Regions from separate parts of the Homo sapiens genome. Here all the other regions are linked to region 2. Evidence: chromatin loops called from intact Hi-C (ENCODE). Cell type or tissue: dorsolateral prefrontal cortex. All regions are shown on one strand. Each heading gives the region's core, and the rest is flanking DNA. Links, peaks and the distances in the headings are about the cores only. Region 1 has its middle 61 kb from the start of MIR548AD. Region 2 overlaps LINC01317 (long intergenic non-protein coding RNA 1317). Region 3 overlaps LINC01317 (long intergenic non-protein coding RNA 1317). Region 4 has its middle 110 kb from the start of LINC01320.

Region 1 (5,117 bases), core at 731-4,730, 1.4 Mb after region 2:
ATCTTTTAGTATCTGTCTGAACATTTCCCTTAGAGATCAAGATTGTAGCCTAGTTTCCCTTTGGGAAAGGAACAATGACAACCTTTTAATTTTTTATTCTTGTGGTCCGTTAAGCTTACCAACAACTCAATTAAAGATAAATATATAAAAAACAATTTAAAAAACATACTATGATGATGATGACAATGTTGATAAAAGTAGTAAATCTCAAACCAAATAGGAAACTTTTTCATTGTAATCACTTTTAATAAACATATAGTAATATATGGTTTATAACCACTGTAATAAGTACACGTGTTTTGATGGATTTTTAACATACTTGAAATGCGTAAGTGCTATTTTCAACATACAAGTATAGTTCAGTTTTCAGAAAAATAAAATAATATTGTGAACTTTAATATTTGGGAAAACAAAGTTCTTGCTTTTAAGTGTTGATTTATTAGATGTATAAAATGCATTTCAATATTCAAAAGACGATCACTTATTTTAATGTTTAAAGGAATATTAATTGTTCACTAGTCTATGAGATTAAAACATTGAGTGCTAACAATGCACAAGTAATCATGAATGTCCTTTGATGGCATGGAAACTTGGGATATTAGACAGGGCAACAGGACTCAAAAGACCAAGTCTTTGGAATATCCTCAGAAAGTGACTGTTAGTCTTGGTGATTTATGAAATTCTTGCATGGTCAGGGGCTCTGTGTGTCTGTGAGTTTGTGTGTGTGTGTGTGTGTGTGTGTTGGCTGGTGTTGACACAGATTGAGTTTTCATGTTTGAGTATTTAGAAGAGTTAAATTTATAAAGTCAGACTTTGGAAAGTTGGGTAACTGTTCAATATTCCATTTTTTAAAGAAAATGAAATAGTTTTGCATTTTTTTTTGTTGCTTTTCATACAGCTACCCATCTAAAAAAATGTTGAGAGCTTAAAATTTGCTTTGAATAAATGCACTCCTCATTGTAGTCTGGTTTCTGGGTGAGTTCCTTCATCTCCTGTGGAGAGCTCTTTACTGCCTGTAGGGGACCTCCTATAGGGATAGGTAATGTTTTACTCATTCCTACAGGAGGTTCCCCTTAGGAGTTCAGAATCACCATATTTTACTGTTCTAACAGAAGGTGTTACAATAAATATTAAGCAGCTGGATTTCACTCTTCATAATATGGGCACTATATTTCATCAGACTTATTGTTATGACTGAGAAATACTTCAATTTTAACTAACATCTGTAAAATTAGGACAAATGCAATCAAGTTGAATACAAGAGTATAGTTTGGCTAAGAACAATTTTAAATCATTAGTTGTCTTGCTTGTGAGGCCCAGCTCACTTTCAATTTCCTTATTCTATGATATGTGAATAGAGTACCTCATGTTTATCTTGAGTTTTGCTTTCCAAAGTTTTAGTTACCCATTGTCAACTGCAATCTGAAAAAAAGGTGAGTATAGTACAATAAGATATTTTGCAAAGAAACAGAGAGAGATCATGTCCACCTAACATTTATTATGGTATATTGTTATAGTTGTTCTCTTTTATTCTTAGTTATTGTTATTAATCTCTTACTTGCCTAATTTACAAATTAAACTTTATCATAGGTGTGTATGTACAGGAAAAAACTGTGTGTGTGTGTGTGTGTGTTTACATTTCAGCACTTTTTCTATGGTTTTCAGATGTCTGCTGGGGGTCTTGGAAGGTATACCGTTCTGACAAGAGGAGACTATTGTATGTGCTCAGAGTTATTTCTGAGCACCTGTATTGAATACATAGTCCAGTACTTCTAAAATATCTGTGCCATTTCTTCCCCCTAGAAGGTTGGTTAAGAGTTGGTTCAATTGTTATTTGAATGAAAGTAATAAAAGATAATGACAGTGACTTGTCATTTTCTGAATATTAATAATATGAACATGTATCGACAGCTTAGTATATGTCAAGGCTTCTGCTCATTTAATATCTTATTTTATCCTCCCAGGAACAGTATGAAATAAATACTTATTACTCTTTTACAAATGAGAGAGACTTAAGCTCAAAGAAAGTAACTCGTCTAAAGCCACATGGTTACCAAGTAAGGAGTCAAGACAAAAACTTAGTGTCTGTATGGTGTTAAAAAAAAGTATTGAATGACACTTGTAACAACATGGTAAGAAATACTTTATTTGGGACCATCCTGATAGGTATAGGGACCACTGAAACAGGGTCTTGCAGTGGTGAAGAGAGATTGGACTCAATTCTGAATACAGCATGAGTACGTGGGAATTTATAACCAAGGATCAGGTTGGGGGTCAGTGGATGAAAAATTACTAAGAGAAAGTCAGAGGTGATATGGTTTGGCTCTGTGTCCCAACTGAAATCTCATCTTGAATTGTAATCCTCACAAGTCAAGGGAGGGACCTGGTGGGAGGTGACTGAATCATGGGGACAGTTTCCCCCATGCTGTTCTCATGATAGTCAGGGATTTCTCAGGAGATCTAGTTGTTTGATAAGTTTCTGGCATTTCCCCTGCTCTCTCTCTCGCCTGCCACCATGTAAGACACGCCTTGCTTCCCCTTCATCTTCTGCCATGATTGTAAGTTTCCTGAGGCCTCCCCAGCCATGCAGAACTGTGGGTCAATTAAACCTCTTTTGTTTCTAAATTATCCAGTTTCAGGTGGTATCTTTATACCAGTGTGAGAACGAACTAACACAAGGGGTAAGAGGGATTCTGCCTAAAGTGACCTAACAGTATTCTTGCTGAAGACAAACCAGGGTAATTCGAATCACCTGGGGATAGTGGAAAATGAGGAACCTGATCAGATGTAAAGGGAGATCAGATATTAGGGTGGGATGTCTTGACAAACTGACTTAGCAAAGTCAGTTAGAATTGGATTGCTAAAATTGGATTTTACAAGGCACTACACCGATGTTCAGAGAATGTTCAGGAGCCTGACTAAGGTTTGGCTAAGCAGAGAATCTTTGTCAGTAGACGCAGTGCATTTTATCACTAGACTATCGTGTTTCTTTTAAAAACTTAATATGAGCAAAAATACCTGAATTATCACTGGAGAGCTTGGAAAGATGTTTGTCTTTTTTTATCTCAATCTTCTATCCTAGTTCTGGTATGAACTTCTGGGGAATCTTTCAGGCTCTGCGTCAGTGTGCTGCGCCCCCTGCTGGCTGGGGGATCCTTCTGCGTGTATTCTGACCTTGCTTTCTTTTCTCATAAAGTTCCATTTTTGCAGAGCCCACATATTTGTTTCTGAATTAATATTAATCATCTGATTATTTATAATTAGAAAGCTATTATTATAATGTCAGCAGATAGTAAGTGTACAGTGAATATGATCAGTTAGAACTGTTATGTTTTAACAAGGAATATAAGTATTTTAACAGGAAGCTATGGTTCCTTAATAGTAGAAATAGAACAGAACATGTAGAATCTTGACACAATATTCTCTCTGAATATTTTATTTCTAACTTATTAAGATAATTTATTAAATTTAATTATAATAAATTAATTATTCCTGGAAATAGTAATAGTCTTATTTTGTTTAATACTTAAAAATTTTCAAAGACAGAAATTCTAGTTTCCTATAAAAAATATCTGGAAGAAGTTAACTAAAACAGATGAAGAAGACATAGCTGGAGACGGAGGAAATTATAATATAGAAAATACAGTGCCCTTTTTATTTCCATATTTGAGTAACCTTTTCACTCTTGTGATTTCAATGATCTTGTGAGGCCTAAAGTATAGAGATAAAGGTCATGGTTGACTTCTGTTATAAGAAATAGAAACTATTTTATCTTAGAGAAAGTATCATGCTCTGTCAATATTTTTACCATAACACCCCTTAAAGGGTTCAGAGAATCTAGAACAAGCTGTCACATGCTACTGCAAAACATCTTTTCATTATCTTCATTTTAACTTTAAAGTTAATATAAACTTTACATTCTACTTCATGTGAATGTAATAAATATATCCTTGCCAGCCTCCTTGCTGTATCATTTTCCCCTTCTTGAATTCAAAATACAGTAGTGTAACAGTACTCTAATCCTTGGCTTCTATCTTTTCCAATGGACTATCCCAAAGCAAGCTCCAAGCTTAAATTCATTTTATACTGTTTATTTACCTGAAGATAATTTCTGTATTAGTTTTACTCTCTACCCTAGGTTTCACACTCATGTATCTAATATGCTTCCTGAGAGCTGCACTTTAACATCCAGCACATATAAGTAAAATATACCTACAAAAGAGCTCTTGACCATTTTACCTTTTATCATTACCCTGACACTCTTTCCTCATACCATGAAGTTATGTTATATTGAGAGTTTACTCAATATTCAATCCAACATTCTTTGATATTTTTTTTCTTCTCCTATTCCTTCATTTCTAATCGGTAAGTTTACTGATTCTAAAAGAGTGGCATCAATAGCTAATATATTTCCCGCTTGCTATGTTTCAGACTCCGTTCCAAGTGCTTGATAGAGAACATTTTATTAATCTTCATAAAACAGCTAGGAACTATTATTCTTTATGTGATAAGGATGAGAAAACACAAAGACACATTAAAGGATTTGCCTATGTTGAAATTTTAGTATGATTTAAAGCTAGATCTTAAACCCAGCCACTTTTATTCCAGATTCAATGATTTTAGCTACTACACTCTACAATCTCATATAATCTACAGTCTAATCAAGCATGTTTACTTTCTTTATTTCTGCTTCCCAGCACAGTTATCTCTCACTTAAATTGTTGTAATAGCCCATAAGCAGCCTCTCTGTTGACACTTTTTCCTCCTCCTCTCTGTTCCCCGACTGAGCAAGAATATTTTAAGCATATATCCTGTGACTTCCCTTTTTAAAGCCTTTTGAAGGCTTCCAACTCCACTTGGAATAAAGTCCACACTTGTCAGAAGACCTGCCTAGAGAGTCTTACATAATTTATTTTCTGCCTAACACTTCAAGTGTATCTTATGCCTACTGCCACTTCCCCTGACTCTACCTACCACAGTGCCACTCTTTTCTTTCCTTGATTAGCACTACCATTTCTCCATCTTCAGTCTTTGTACTTGTTATTTTCTCTCCTTACCAAAACTCTGCCTGGCCTGCTTTATGGCTTTTTGTCATTCTTCAGATTTCAGTTCAAAAA
Region 2 (5,117 bases), core at 378-4,377:
CTGGAATGCATTTAAGTTACTCAGAAAAATTTGGCTTCTTTAGATTTTTACCTTTAAGATTTGCTAGGTGGAAGTACAGAAGTGCTCAGTCTAAGGAGAATTATTTCTCCCTACTGAGGCAAGATCCTTCTGTATAATCTACCCAATGCTAAGTGGGTCATGAGGATATTTATTTTCCCCAGTGGGAACAGGCATTATTCTATGCCTGTCTTGCGTGAATGTTGGGCGCAGTTAACCACTAATCCTTTTGGGGGCTTCTTTCCTTAGCCTCAATGCATTTGCTGATCATTACTCAGCTGAACGCTGAGGAGGTCTCTTTCCAAATGTTAGGAGTTCCTCCTCTGTCCAGTTTTCTCCTTTCTTGTGCGTTGTCTTAAGAACTGTAGCCACCTTCACAGACTTTTAGCTCCATTTCCTCAAGTCAGATGGTTCATTGTGCTTTGCTTAGGTTTCTTCTACCTGCACCATAATTTAAAACCTTTTAAGAACATAAGCTGAGTAATTATATAGGGATCACCTTATTTGCTTTCTGTTTTTTCAGGGATCACTTTCCTTCATTTCCTGACATACGACATTGTGAAAATAATTTTTAAAGAATATTTTGCCTTTTGTTCAGACTAGAGCATGAATTTGGCCAGATTAGAAGTCCTCAAGTGAACTGAAGTCAGATTTCAATATTGTATACATTTTTCAACTTCTTTGTTTATATCTAATCACCTCTCAGGAAGGGGATTCATCTTAAACTTGTGCATATTCCCTGTGATACTGTATTTGCTGTAAATTTACAAATGTCCTGATATAAGAAATAATGATAGCATAGGAGTAACTTGCAATTAAAAAATGTGTGTCTATCATATGATGTTTAGTACTGTTCTCTTGGGTTTACTGTATTTTTATCTAGATTCCTGTAATATAAGAAGAAGGGCTGGACCAGTCTGACTTTGAGTGGAAGGTGGGAGTCCGAGGGCCTGGAATCCTGGGGTTTAAACTAAGTCAATAATCAGGTAGAAAAGTTAAAGTCCAAATGGTAAAAGGAAAGTCATGAGAAAGAGATACAAGGGAGTTCAGTGACTGGGATTCAAATCTCGGTGAGAAATCGAGTGTGGAAGCTGGAAACAAGGAGAGAGTGGAGAAAAGCAACACTGTGAATATCCTGAGAGATATACTGGGTGTAGATGGCCCTCCCCTTGAAACTTAAAAAAAAAAATAATCTGCACTTTGGGAGGCCGAGGCAGGTGGATCACTAGGTCAGGAGTTTGAGACCAGCCTGGCCTATATGGTGAAACCCCATCTCTACTAAAAATACAAAAGTTAGCTGGGCATGGTGGGCCTGTAGTTCCAGCTACTCGGGAGGCTGAGGCAGGAGAAATAGCTTGAACCTGGGAGGCAGAGGTTGCAGTGAGCCGAGATGGCACCACTGTATTCTGTCTCAAAGCAAGACTCTGTCTCAAAAAAAAAAAAAATCATCTGGCATGGATATGGTGAAAGGATGAGTGAACCTGACATAAAGAGATAGAAGTATGATGGAAAATCATTTACAGCACATAACTACAACAAATTCCTCTCTCAAATCTGTTAGTGTGGCTCTAATTACTACATTAGGTCTATAAACTCCGCCGCCATCCTGCTTATTCACAGTGGTTTCCTGGCTTTGTTGCTTTATAACTAAGATATATGTAAACATAATAAACACTCACACAAAACATCTGTCTCAAATTGGTTCTTTTTCTTTGTAAAGAAGCCAGAAACTTTGATATGATCACAGTAAAAAGATCATACTGTTTGTTATACTTAGGGCTTTTAATTACCTTAGCAAGTGTTTTAAATGAATAATAAGTTTACAATTCAAACAGAATACATAAGGTTGTAATTTCTTAAAACATATTTCGTGTTGATTTGTTCTTTGTACAGATATAGCTTCTAAATATAGTAGCATCTTGATAGGCTTTAATATAATTATAAATTTGTATTATTTCTGCCATCCGTCACATTCCATAAAAGCCAGATAAAAACTTCTGAAAACCGTTTAAAGTAATGATAGTGCTATGTTCTGGCACTTTACTGAAGGTCATGCAATGCATAATCTAATTTAATACTCACAATAATGCTATGAGGTAGTTATTACCATTTTCTAGAAGAAACTCCGGTTTGGAAAGTGTAAGTATCTTGTCCAAAGTTGCAGTTATCAGGGAGAGCAAAGTCAGGTCTGTTTGACTTCAAAATTCTTAATCACTACTTTGCTCTTATTTCTCCCTCTTTCTCATTTTCTCTTTCTGTCTGTTTTGTTTGTAGAGGACTGAGCTGCAAACTCAACAGGCTTCTCAGTGCCCCACCTTACTATCATCTTACTTAGCCACAAGACCATCCTAGAATCTGTTGTTGGAATTCATCAAACGGGCTTGCCAGCTTTGTAAAGAGTTTGGATGAATTAGGAGGTTCTCTGTCACTCCCTGTAATGCCTTAGAAACATACTTCAGGATGATATTGCACAGGCAACCCATAAAAATTAACATAACACAATATGTTTTCTTTATCTCTGCTGTTGTAAAGTTCAGATTAAATTTCCTTTTAATACAACCCAGTAGAAACCAAATTTTCATTGTTTATTGGACAGGAGAGAAGCTTGAGTCTGTGGGCGCTGCCTCACGATGACTGACGGGGGCAGCAGAGGGCTTTCCAAGTGAGCTTGCACAAGGCCAAGTGAGAGAAGCATCCCTTGGCTATGTTGGAAGTAGCGGCGGGGGGAAGGGTGAGTTGTGGCACGAAAGGTTATCAGGAGTCATGGGAAGAAAGAGAAAGAGAGATCAAGTCATGATTGTAGCTAGGCCAGGTATGAGAGACTTGGAGAAATTGGTAAGATTAGAGTTGAGGATAATAACCAGTTGAATAGACAAAAACCCCATTTGTAGATACAAGGCTATCTGGCCCTATCCAGCTTCAAGCTATAAAGTGCCATATTTATGGCTTTTCAAAATCCTTCATGGTGTCTCTTAGGATGTTATAAATTTTGTATTTATTATGGTTATTATGTTCATTTAATATATCTGTTTATATTATTTAATTTTCTTACGTTCTAGTAAAAATCTCACAAATTCTCATAAAAATCCTATGGTGGATATTTATCCAAATGTTACATAGAAAGAAACTGAGTAAGGTCAGAACATTTGGGGTTAGATCTCAGGTCGAATCCAATCTCAGATACCAAATTCTCCCTCAATTTCTCATACCTTGACAATTTTCTTCTACCTAAAGATTATTTTTGTAACTAGGAAATGTGAAGAAAATCAATGCAGTGATATTTCAAAAGCCCAAATTCTCTAAATCTATTTTCGTTTACTCAATGTTCTTTAGAATGCATTTATTGGAATGAAAATCTTTTCCTTGGAGATTGAGTTCTTTGGTGCACAATTTAAATCATTTTATTATTGAATTATCTGAGGGTAATATGAGAATAGTAGATGTTATAAGACTAGGGATTCCCTAATAGTCTCAGTTGCAGAAATGTAAATGACCCTGAGAGCTTCAATAACTCATAGAATTGTCACCTCATTTTAGGAGCTGATGCATGTTACCATATAAACATGACATATTAAGCTGAGATGAAAAATTGAAACAGCCATTTATACATGTTCAAAGTGTTTATGAAGTTGCATACTAATATATTGGTTGGTATATACAAATTTTAAAACAGTTTAAACATATTTAAAAGTTTATTTTCCAGTATAATTCTAGAGGAAGGGCTGGCATTTGTGGAACCCTGATTTTCTCAGGGTTTGATTGAAATATTGAATTCAGCAAAACTTGAAAAGGTTAAAAGTCAAAAGTGATTTTAGTGCTGGCGTAGCCATAGACCACACATTAGGATGCTCTGCCTAATCTCAACATAGCCTTTAGGAAAATAAAAATATATAAGTAAAAAGAATGTGTGTGTGAAACAACTACTTTTCAAATGGTTTAATTGTATACAGGGAAACCAACAATAGAATTTTCCCTTAAGTTACCCAGATATGGCAGTTTTATGCATACATTGTAGGACTCTGCTTAGATTGATACATTTTGCTTAGATTAAGGCTATGTAAAATTAATGGATGGAATCTTCAAACCTAATCCTTGGGTTAATTCTGTTAATTTTAAAATGTTAATTTAGGCAAATGCTTTGCGTGTCTGTATGTGTATCTGTGTGTGTATGAGCACATGAGTTTAATGTGTCCTGTTCACCTTTGCACCCCTTGCCTAGCAAAACTCTCAGCGGGCTGCTTTCACTTAATGTTTATGAACAAAACTATACGGTTGTAGGAAAATTACATCGATTTTTGCTTTGTAACAATGACAATATCAGCTGATAAAATTGAAGAGTCAGATGAAGATCAGCAAATCCAAATTCTAGTGTATCATTTATTAACCATGTGACTTTGGGAGAGCCATGCAACTTCTGCTTTTTCATTTCTACCGTGGAATAATTATAATTCTTTACTCTAAGGATGGTTTAGTGCAGCAGTGCACAACCTTTTTGGTACCAGGAACCAGTTTTGTGGAAGACAGTTTTTCCGTGGACCAGGGTAGATTGGGGTGTGGTTTCAGGATGATTCGAGTGCATTACATTTATTGTGTACTTTATATTATTATTACATTATAATATATAATGTAATAGTTATATAAGTCAACATAATGTAGAATCAGTGGAAGCCCTGAGCTTGTTTTCTGGCTATTAGATGGTCCCTTCTGGGGATGATGGGAGACAGTGACAGATCATCAGACATTATAAGGAATATACCTTAAGGTATTAAAAGCCATCTATGACAAATCCACAGCCAGCATTATGCTGGGGAAAAGTTGAAAGCATTTCCCTTGAGAACTGGAACAAGACAAGCATGCCCACTTTAATCACTTCTATTCAACATAGTACTGGAAGTCCTAGCCAGAGCAATCAGACAAGATAAATAAATACAGGGCATCCAAATTAGTAAAGGGGAAGTCAAACTGTCACTTTTTGCTGATGATATGATTGTCTACCTAGAAAACCCTAAAGACTTAGCCAAAAAGCTCCTAGATCAGATAAATGAATTCAGTAAAGTTTGAGGATACAAAATCAATGTACACAAATCAGTAGCTCTGCT
Region 3 (5,117 bases), core at 443-4,442, 84 kb after region 2:
ATCTAATATCTGTTAACTCTTGTTGTTGAATAGTCTACAAATTCAGATGTTTTCTCCACAGAACTCCTATGTCCTGCCACAAGTCTCCCTTCCTCCATTGATTTTTGTGTTCATGGTAAAGGGGAATCTCCTGACTAGAAGTGTAAAATTAGCCAATTGTTAGAAGTAATGAAAATAAGTAGAATAGATTCCTTGTCCAATGTTGACTGGGAACCTAATGATGCTTTTGAAAGCCTGCAGGAAATAAGGGATAAGCTCTTGGCCAACAGACCTTGGAAGGGAGAAATAACTTCCATTGGCAGTTGGAACAGATGGTATCTTTATATATATATATATATATATTTTTTTTTATTATACTTTAAGTTCTAGGGTACACGTGGGCAACGTGCAGGTTTGTTACATAGGTATACATGTGCCTTGTTGGTGTGCTGCATCCATTAACTTGTCATTTACATTAGGTATATCTCCTAATGCTATCCCTCCCCCTCCCCCCACCCCATGAGAGGCCCCAGTGTGATGTTCCCCTTTCTGTGTCCAAGTGTTCTCATTGTTCAATTCCCACCTATAAGTGAGAACATGCGGTGTTTGGTTTTTTGTCCTTGCAATGGTTTGCTGAGAATGATGGTTTCCAGCTTCATCCATGTCCCTACAAAGGACATGAACTCATCCTTTTTTATGGCTGCATAGTATTCCATGGTGTATATGTGCCACATTTTCTTAATCCAGTTTATCATTGTTGGACATTTGGGTTGGTTCCAAGTCTTTGCTATTGTGAGTAGTGCTGCAATGATGGCATCTTAAGCATGACAGATTTCCCACCATTCCAACTAGGATCAATACTCAGTAGCATGAAATAAATTGGCTAGCAGTTGAGTGAGAATTCTGCCTATTAGTTTGATTTAGGTATTGGTTGATTTGCATAGTTTTGCCATGATACTTTGTTTCAGTTCATTACTTGTGAGTGGATTCAATAGCAACCATCCCAAGGATTGTGTGAGGACCAGCTCATTGACATGAAGTTGAAACTGGAAAGATTTGAAAAGAAAGAGCAAGTGAATTGAAGGGGCTAAACTACATCTCTATGTTGGCTTTCTTCCTCTGTGGATATTCAGATAAAGCAATTTCATAGGCAGCACTTTTCTGAAACAGAGAGTAAGTGAAGGAAATTGGCAATGTATATGGAAAAGAGACCAATATTTATCATGAGTTTACTTTATACCTAGTGTTTTTCAACTGGAATTCTTTTAATTCTTACTGCAGATCACACAGTAGGTGACAAAACCTGGCTTCAAATCCATGTTTGAATCTGAAAGCCATTCTTTTTATCTTTCAATTACATCGTGGATGGTCAGTCTTCCATTAGCCTTTAGCTCTTTTCTTCCTCAAAACATTATGCCTGAGCCCATTCTTAAAGGTTTTTCTCCTCAGGAAATTCTTGTGTTCTCAACCTGGAATACTGGTATATTATATTCATTGAATATAAGAGTTAATTGCATTTTAACTAAAAACCCAATAACAATGCAAAGAGATAAATTTCTAATGATGAATTATGAGATAATTTATTTACCTACTCATGCAACAATGAGCTATTCACCAAGCATCTATTATATGCCAAGTACACTGCTAAGTACTGAGAAAACAATAGTGAACAAAAAAATGACAGTTCTTGTTTCAAAGAGCATAGAGCTTCATAGGAACAAAGACACTGATCAAAGAACACATAAATTTATATTAAATTATGATTGCTAAGACTGATACAAAAAAAGTTAAAGGATGCTTATAATATTAGAGACTTGGGTTGCAGGTTGGGTTCCCTGGAAGCAGACTTCTAAGATGAAAATTAATGCCTAGGATGTTTATCAGGGAGTATTGTTGAGATCCACACTAGTAGGAGGAAGAAGAAGAAACAACTGGGCTAAGGTGGAAGTTGGGTTGTGATGCAGGCTCCATGAAGGCCTCAGCTGACCTACTGGGAACCATGATACTTAGATGAGCCTTTAGAGTTGCCTCAAGTTGGAATGAGGGTCCAGGTCTTTATATTCCACATCAGTTAGTCATTGGACTTCTGCTGGTTCAGAAGGGCAGTATTTTGATGACAGGGTAGAATGTATGGAAGTGGACACAACTCTTTCCTAAACATTTGGCTTAGGTAGGGAGGAGAAAGATAGAGAATGGCCGCTAGAGGGCAGTGTAGACCACAGTGAACTTTTATTTTCAATAGAAGTATTTGAGGCATGGTTGTATTGAAGAAGAGAGGCTGCATGGAATATTACTGGGGGAGATGCTTCTAGGTAGGCATTTTAAACATATCTCACCATAAAACAATCTTTGTGTATATCCCACTTTGTTCTTGACCTGGGTATAAATAAGTATGGTACACATAGACTTAAAACTTTACACTCTTAAATATTGTACTTCCTACCTTTTTCAAGATATTTACTGGTAGACCTACCTCAGTAAAGGAGGAAGATGAAGGTTAAACATGGTAGCATGAGTCATAGTCTGTATATGGGATAAAAGAGAAATGTATTTGGCATAGAATATTGGGAACAATCATTTTAGGATGTCGAATCGTTCTTCACAATCATACCAGAAGATGTGACTATTGATTAATCCAGAAATATAATTTTGTGCCTTTGCTGTAAGTATTAGAAATTTATCTGGTATAATTTGAACCAGCAGGTATGACTAGTCCCAAAAAGAGGAGGTCTCAAGATGCAACAGCTACTGGGTATGGTGATAGGAAATTACATCAGATATTAAGACTCAGGGTTAAGCTTATCAGTAATCTGGATGTATTTGGAATTGAAAGTAGGGAAATATGAATTTTAAACTTTATGACACTAATATTCTAAACATGTCGCTGTACCATTTAATTATAAGGTGCATTAGTCAGAATTCTCTAAAGAGACAGAACCAATAGGACAGGTAAATATATGAAGGGGAGTTTATTAGGAGATTTGACTCACACGATCACAAGGTGAAGTCCCACAACAGGCTGCCTGCAAGTTGAGGGGACAGGAAGCCAGTCCGAGTCCCAAAACCTCAAAAGTAGGGAAGCTGATAGTGCAGCCTTCAGTCTGTGGCTGAAGGCCCAAGAGCCCTTGGCAAATCACTGGTGTAAGTCCAAGAGTCCAAAAGCTGAAGAATTTGGAGTTTGATGTTTGAGGGCAGGAAGCATCCAGCATGGGAGAAAAATGGAGGCCAGAAGACTTAGCCAGTCTTGTCCTTCCACGTTCCTCTGCCTGCTTTCATCCTAGCTGTGCTGGCAGCTGATTAGATGGTGCCCACTCAGATTCAGAGTGGGTTTGCCTCTCCTAGTCCACTGACTCAAATGTTAATCTACTTTGGCAACACCCTCACAGACACCCAGGAACAATACTTTGCATCCTTCAATCAAGTTGACACTCAATATTAACCATCACAGGAGGAATTTGACTGTATCCACTTTCTCTCTGGGTATTCTGTTGTTTTCACCAAAACATTCATGGAGAAGGGCCATAGTATGTTTATTCATTCAACAATTTTTTTTTTTTCAATGTGTATTGTGAGATTGGCGCTGTGCTAGTAGCAGAACATAGGTTAGTAGGGGACAAAAGGATATAGAACTGTCTTGTGTGGGAATACAGACAATGGCATATAAAAGTATCAAGCTGTACTGATTGCTACACATGCTTTAAAGTGAATTAAGTGCCATGGTAGAGAATAATAGAGCAGGAATGACATGGTAGGTGAAGGAACCCACTTTAGACACAGTGGTCAGAAAAGATTTTTCCAAGCAGTTGACTCTTATGCTAAGACCTCAGGGTGAGATTGAGCCAGCTACAGGAAGTGGAAAAAGCATCCCACGGAGAGGGAACTGCATGCATGAAGACCCACAGGCAGGAGAGGCCTCGGAGGTAAAAGGAACTGAAGATGTCCAGGAAGACTTAAAAGATTGCAGAGTAAAGAAGGAGTCACATCACAAGAATCCACTGGGAGCCACATATCAGAAGCAGAAATTTTATTTTCAGTGCAATGGGAAGCCATCACAGGGTTTAAGAAGAAGGACCTCATGATCTGATCCACACATTAAAATGATCTTTCTGGCTGATTCGTGGAGAATAATTGTGGTAGCAGAAAGAATAGAAGCAATAGTCTATGTAAGAAATGATGATGGTATGGGAAGAGAAATGATTGGATTGAGTTATAGTTTGGAGGAAAAAAGTGGCAGAAAATATTAATCAATTGAGTGCGGGATGTTAATGGAGAGAAATAAATCCTGAATGACTCCCAGATTTCTAGATTGAGCACTTGGATGAACTACAACACAATTTACCGGAAAGGAAAAAACTTAGGAGAAAAAGATTCGAGGAGAGATGGACTACTAAGTATTCAACTGTGGGCACGTTATGCTTCAGATACCTATAAGCCATCAAAGTGGATATTTCAGGTAGGTAATGGGACATGTGTATGTTTAAAGATGAGAACAATGATCTGTGTGAGAAATAAATTTTGGAGTTGATGACACTTAAATGATATATAGTCAGAGTAAAGCATAAGATCATTTAGAAAAGAAAATGACCAGGGGAAAAAATGAAAATCCATCACAGAGCTCTGAGGAACTCCAAAATTTAGATTTCAGGTGGATGAAATAGAGATCTTGGTGCTGAAGTGAGAATTATCCTGGTATGACAACATGATATCTGGTTACATTTTCAAAATGACAGGAATGCAAAATAACAGTTTCCATTTATGAAGCACTTACTGTGGCAGCCGCTCCTCCAAGTGCTCTGCCTACATTGACATATTTTATCCTCACTACAATCTTATGTAGCAGGTACTACTGCTATCACCCTCATTATAGAGATGAGGAACCCAAAACCTAGAAAGAATAATTGCTATAGTCTGAATGTTTGCGTCCCTCCCTTGCATATTCTTGTGTTGAAATCCTAAAGCCCACGACAATAGTATTAGGCCATAGGGGATTTGGGAGGTGATTAGGGTCATGAGGCAAAGCCTTCATGAATGGGATTAGTGCCTTTATAAAGAGAACCAACAGAGACCTCTCACCCACTTCCAGCATGTGAGGAAACAGCAAGAGGGCACTATCTATGAACAAGGAAGGGGCCCCTTAC
Region 4 (5,117 bases), core at 692-4,691, 560 kb after region 2:
TTGTGGCTTCATTTGGGCGTTAACATGTTGTTTCTCTCCAGCAAATGGTCCAGCTAACTTTTGACCTTATCTTAGGTCATGTCATATTGATTTCTGACTGAAGTCACTGTTGGAAGATAAGCCTTTACCCTCCCCCACTACACAACTTAATACTACTCTCAATACGCTAATAACATCTAAATAATTTTTGGTGGGCGAGTGAAGTAACATTTCGTATTTTGTGCAATGCATAGCGTCAGCCATTGAAGAGGACATCTTTAGCAGGGTACCCAGCAGGCTGTTAGTCTCCTTGCTCCTGCAATACCATAATCTCAACCGTACCCCCTCTACTTGTTGCTTTACCTACCATTTACAACCACAGCTTCCTTCACTGACCCAAGCTAGGAACCTCTATGCCTCCTTCTTCTACTTACCTGATTTAATTACCTTATATAGTTGTTTCTATTTTTATCATATGGCCCATATCCATTCCCTATTCACCATCTCTGTTTCTGTTTAACCCTTGAAAACCTGTTCCAATATTATAGCTGCTCTCTGTTTAGTCTCCCTTCTACTTTTATCTCTCAACTACCTTTCAATCTACCTTCTGATCTATTTCTGTTTTTCTTTTGGAAATAACTGTTATTATGCAATCCAGTACATATAATTCATAAATGACCACTTACTGTCTATGGAAAAAATGCAAAATCTTCAGATTAACAATAAAGACTCTTCATAACTTGGGCTCTACCTCCTCCTGCTACATCATAAATTGCTTCTCTAGTATTGTAACAAAATTGTACAACTTAATAAGACGTACTCTTTCACATCTCTGCTTTTTCCTGTTTTTGTTTTTTTTTTTGTTTGTTTGTTTGTTTGGCATGGAGTGTACTCTTTTCTCTGATCCTTTATTAGAGAAACTCTTATTTTTACTGAGAGATAAATCTCAAATTAGAAAACATCTAAAAAGTGTTCTTTAATCTCCCTGGACCAGATATAACAGGTGAGTTTCCCTAGGAAGCACACTCTAACACAGAGACTTGCATGTAGGAAGTTTATTGGGGATGTGTCCTTAGAATCGATACTTGTGTAGGTGGAAGGGCAGAAAGGAAACAGTACTGTCCAGAGAGAAGTTGAATTATGATGCAGTCACAACAAAGGGCTCAGCCATTTCTATGAGAAGCTCTGGAGCTAGCATGACCCTTCAGGGTTTTTCTGAATTGGGACAAGGGGACTGGGCCTTTATGCCTCAATACTGAGAAGTGACTGTATGTGGACTGTGCCAGGAAGAAATGTGACATGGGCAAGCCCCAGGGCAAGTTTTAGAGAGGGACTCAGCTGGGAGCTGTAGATAACTCATATTTTATCAGCTGAGGGAATAAGTCCCTTCAGTCCTTAAAGCAGAGACTGGGAGGACCTGAAAGCAGAATGCCATAGCATCCACCATACCAGAGGTACCCATGCCTCCTGCTCAGACCTTTATTATAGAACTTGGCAGTTTGCACAATGGCTACTTGTTCCCATTTCCTGTTCACCACACTAGGCTGTTTTTGAATGAGTGAGTTTGGGAGTTGGGCTTATGGATCAGGAGAAGGTGTGGTATGCATCCCAATGCAGTAAAAGTAGCTTGTGCTAGCCCTACCTTCATTCAGTATAAAAATGTAACTACTTCTATATAACCGATGGATAGCATTGATCTACATATTTGATTACTAGTTTTAAATAAGATTGGCTTCTGTTTCCCAATAATTAAAAATGTGATTAAAACTCCACAAAGCTTTCAATAGGTGATATTTATGTTTCTCCTTAATAAAAGAATTAGCTTTTTAATAACATTAGTAGAATACTAGTGTGCACTTATGAGAAAGAGACACTTTGTCATACAAAAATTTGGGCAAAAGAATGGAAAATAATATTAGATGCCTTTAGTGCCTCGAAACATACTTAGATTCCCTCTTGCTTCTATAAGAAAACATTATTACACGATCAAAGACATATATTGAAAGAAAAAAGCTGTGGCTTTTGAATGCAGCTCATTTAGTTCTGTTCATTAGATGCTAAAGTATAATTAGTTCATTATTATGAATGAAACTGTTCAGGAAATGTAACAGAGTTTTCATAGAAATATATTTAGCATAGCATGCAATTAGTAATTTACGGTTTATACTATTCATCATCAGTCAGTTGATGTCAACATTAAAATTTCATCTTGAACACTGCCTGGCTTCTCTTTGTTTAACTTTAAACTTGAAAGTTAAATTTTAGATGTTTTATTCCTAATTATTAAGTTTTAAGCAAATGATTATATAACTATGAGGTACCAAAGTATTTATGGCCTGAAGCTCAGAAATAATTTGACAAACCAAGGGACACCTGGAGCTACCAGAAACTGGAAGAAGCAAGGAAGGATTCTCCCCAGAACCTTCAAAGAGATACCGTGACACCTTAATTTTGGACTTCTGGCTTCCAGAACTGTAAGAGAATAAATTTGTTAAGTCCTAGGAAATGAATACAGATTTCTATGCCCTCCTAAATGATTGTTTTTAAATAATTAATCAATACTTATTTATACAACTTCCCTCTGTGATATTTGAGGGTTTGGGGGCTTAGAGATCAACCAGCTCTATGTTAACAAGTTTTGGGGCTGCTAGATCCCAGAAAGCCAGCGTACACTTGCTGGGCTCGCTGTAGCACCCAGGGAAACTGAAGCAGCCTGGCACAGGTTTTTACATTGGATGAAACAGAATTCAGGTTTGTAGTGAGTTCTTACAATTTTATGTTGCCTCAGCATCCATTTTAAATATAGATTGGATTTTCTCATATCAGAACTGGGGCTTAGTCACCCTTCAGTTTCCAGTTCTCCACCTTCTCCCAGTTCCTAAAGGTGGTCGACCCAGATATCTGCCTTATAAAACTGCCTCCTGGTGACCATCTCCCTATGGGACAGCTAGATACAACCTATACGACTTGCCCCATTGACCCCCACACGCTGCATGGACTGAGCAGATAGGCTGCAGTGACCACCCCTCAGTTACAGCGTGACTCCATGGAGCTCCTGTCTGCTTGCTCTAAATCTACCAATTAGAACTCTCCAAAGGAAACCTTTGTGGGTGACACCCTGGATCCCAATAAAGCCTCTGGCCCATAGGTCTCTCGCTTTCTTTCTCTTGCTCTCCACCTTCTGGTTGGGCTCACATGTCCAGAGCAGCTTCCCTTTCCCATAGGCTCTACGAGGTCTGCTGCCCTCTTCTGTCTGTGATTTGTAAGCAATACTGTTTCTGTTACTTCATGTGTTTTGCTGTGCTGCCTCTTCTGTGTCTCACCTGACCCGCACTCCCAAACTTAACTCTCCTCCTGGTCAGGGCTCCCCTAGAGGGTGGCTACCTTGGTAGGAATAAACTGGACATAGGTCAAAAAATAGCTGTAAAGGTGTCTGCCAGGATGAAAAAGTTTTCTGTGCAAGGCATACCTGGTCATGGATGAGACACTTATGCATTAGGCCATCCACCAGAAAGAAAAAGTGTCCCATGAAAGACACGTTGTGAATATCCATGATCACATCCCCTGGAGCCCCATCAGGGCAGGGCTATAATTATACCCACTTTCAAAAGAGACCTCAAGACCAAATCACAGGAAGTATACAAGGCTGTTTGTAAATCTCATCCACAAACTGGGACCCCACATTTTTCTCCTTCAAAACAAAGTTCTCCACACTTTGATTAAGAATACTTAGCTCTGCCGGGTGCCATGGCTCATGCCTGTAATCCCAGCACTTTGGGAGGCTGAGGCAGGCGGATCGCGAGGTCAGGAGATCAAGACCATCCTGGGTAACACAGTGAAACCCCGTCTCTACTAAAAATACAAAAAATTAGCCGGGTGTGGTGGTGGGCACCTGTAGTCCCAGTTACTCGGGAGGCTGAGGCAGGAGAATGGTGTGAACATGGGAGGCGGAGCTTGCAGTGAGCCGAGATGGCGCTACTGCACTCCAGCCTGGGTGACAGAGCGAGACTCCGTCTCAAAAAAAAAAAAAAAAAAAAAAAAGCTCAAGTGTTTTATTTTAGAGGTGAAGAAATTAAAACTCTTAAGCTGTAAATATGTATCCACAGTAACACCACGGTTAATTTTGGGCCCATGTATTCGGGTTCTTACTACTTTCTACACCCCATTGGCCCATTGGTTAGGAGGACAATTAAGTCTGATACTGAAACATAAACATTGGTAGCTCAATCAAGTATAATCACTTATATTTGGAAAACAATATTTGTAAATGTGTATTTACATTTATCTTTACACGTTTTCTACTTTCAAACTTTATGATGTTAACTGCGACACTATGAAGATTAACAAAACACGTAGATTACCCTTTACACACTCTACATTTTTGCTACAATCATGATATTTAATCATTATAATAACTTCAGATAAAGTCATTTTCCCAAAGTAAATGGCAGGGCTGGAACTCAAACATTTACTTTCTAGCTCCCAGCCCATTTTTTTCCCTACTGGAATAGCAGCAAAATGTAGTACAAGTAGGGTGACCATGTAATTAATTGTTAAAAGCTGGGTCATTTTAAGAGTGAAGGAAGCATTATTTATAAATACACTGGGACAAGTGGTGTAAACCAGGACTATGCTGATGAAACAGAATATAAAAAATAAGAAGTCTGGGAGATTACTTCGTTTCTTTTAAGCTGAATTTTGAACATTACAAAATTGTAATTTTGTAATTACATTGAACCCGCCAACGTCCTAGTATGTAATGCAGTTCTGATTAAGAAAAAGGCATCTCTTTAAGTTATGCACTGGAGCATTCACTCTCAACACTGTGGTGGAAGCAACAATGCATGCCAAGATAGAGCGTACTACAAATATTTGTAAGAATACCTTGAGTGCTCCTTGAGAAATCAGACTTAATGGGAGATACCCATAATTTTTTTTAGGTTAACTCAAGATGTGGTCCTCTCAGTAGCTATGCATTTTGTAAAGTTCTTGCTCTCTTCTTCCAGCACAGTTGGGCTGATTTTCCTTTGTGATTCTTAAATCCTTCATGCATACCTTTTTAGAGTACTGAATTTATTATACTGTATTTTTTTAAAAAAATTATTATGTTTTGCTGTGCAGAAGCTCTTTAGTTTAAT

What was found. A loop is a pair of places that touch in the nucleus more often than their neighbours do. Peaks named below come from ENCODE experiments on the same cell type or tissue, not always from the same donor. Only the 100,000 strongest peaks of a DNase experiment are listed, where the experiment ranks them.
Region 1: a loop joins it to region 2, with 7 times the contacts of the local background. A loop is called at or near these places in 26 of 110 quality-filtered maps.
Region 3: a loop joins it to region 2, with 8 times the contacts of the local background. A loop is called at or near these places in 4 of 110 quality-filtered maps.
Region 4: it touches region 2 in a loop (13-fold over the local background); 10 of 110 quality-filtered maps call a loop at or near these places.

What each region holds. Positions count from the first base shown.
Region 1 is chr2:35,407,501-35,412,617 of GRCh38, forward strand. No RefSeq gene overlaps it. Among named protein-coding and RNA genes, the nearest start is that of MIR548AD, 61 kb to the right of the region's middle. In dorsolateral prefrontal cortex, for the core only: CTCF peaks have their summits at 3,146 (motif pointing left) and 3,349; a DNase peak (open chromatin) is centred at 3,131.
Region 2 is chr2:34,010,248-34,015,364 of GRCh38, forward strand. All of the region lies in intron 4 of LINC01317 (long intergenic non-protein coding RNA 1317), which reads left to right. Among named protein-coding and RNA genes, the nearest start is that of LINC01318, 54 kb to the right of the region's middle. In dorsolateral prefrontal cortex, for the core only: CTCF peaks have their summits at 2,661 and 2,860; a DNase peak (open chromatin) is centred at 2,694; H3K27ac peaks cover 453 bases.
Region 3 is chr2:34,094,590-34,099,706 of GRCh38, forward strand. The region is part of intron 4 of LINC01317 (long intergenic non-protein coding RNA 1317); the gene reads left to right. Among named protein-coding and RNA genes, the nearest start is that of LINC01318, 30 kb to the left of the region's middle. In dorsolateral prefrontal cortex, for the core only: CTCF peaks have their summits at 2,189 (motif pointing right) and 2,396; a DNase peak (open chromatin) is centred at 2,162; H3K27ac peaks cover 1,052 bases.
Region 4 is chr2:34,567,471-34,572,587 of GRCh38, forward strand. No RefSeq gene overlaps it. Among named protein-coding and RNA genes, the nearest start is that of LINC01320, 110 kb to the right of the region's middle. In dorsolateral prefrontal cortex, for the core only: a CTCF peak has its summit at 3,176 (motif pointing left); no DNase peak of the experiment used is centred there.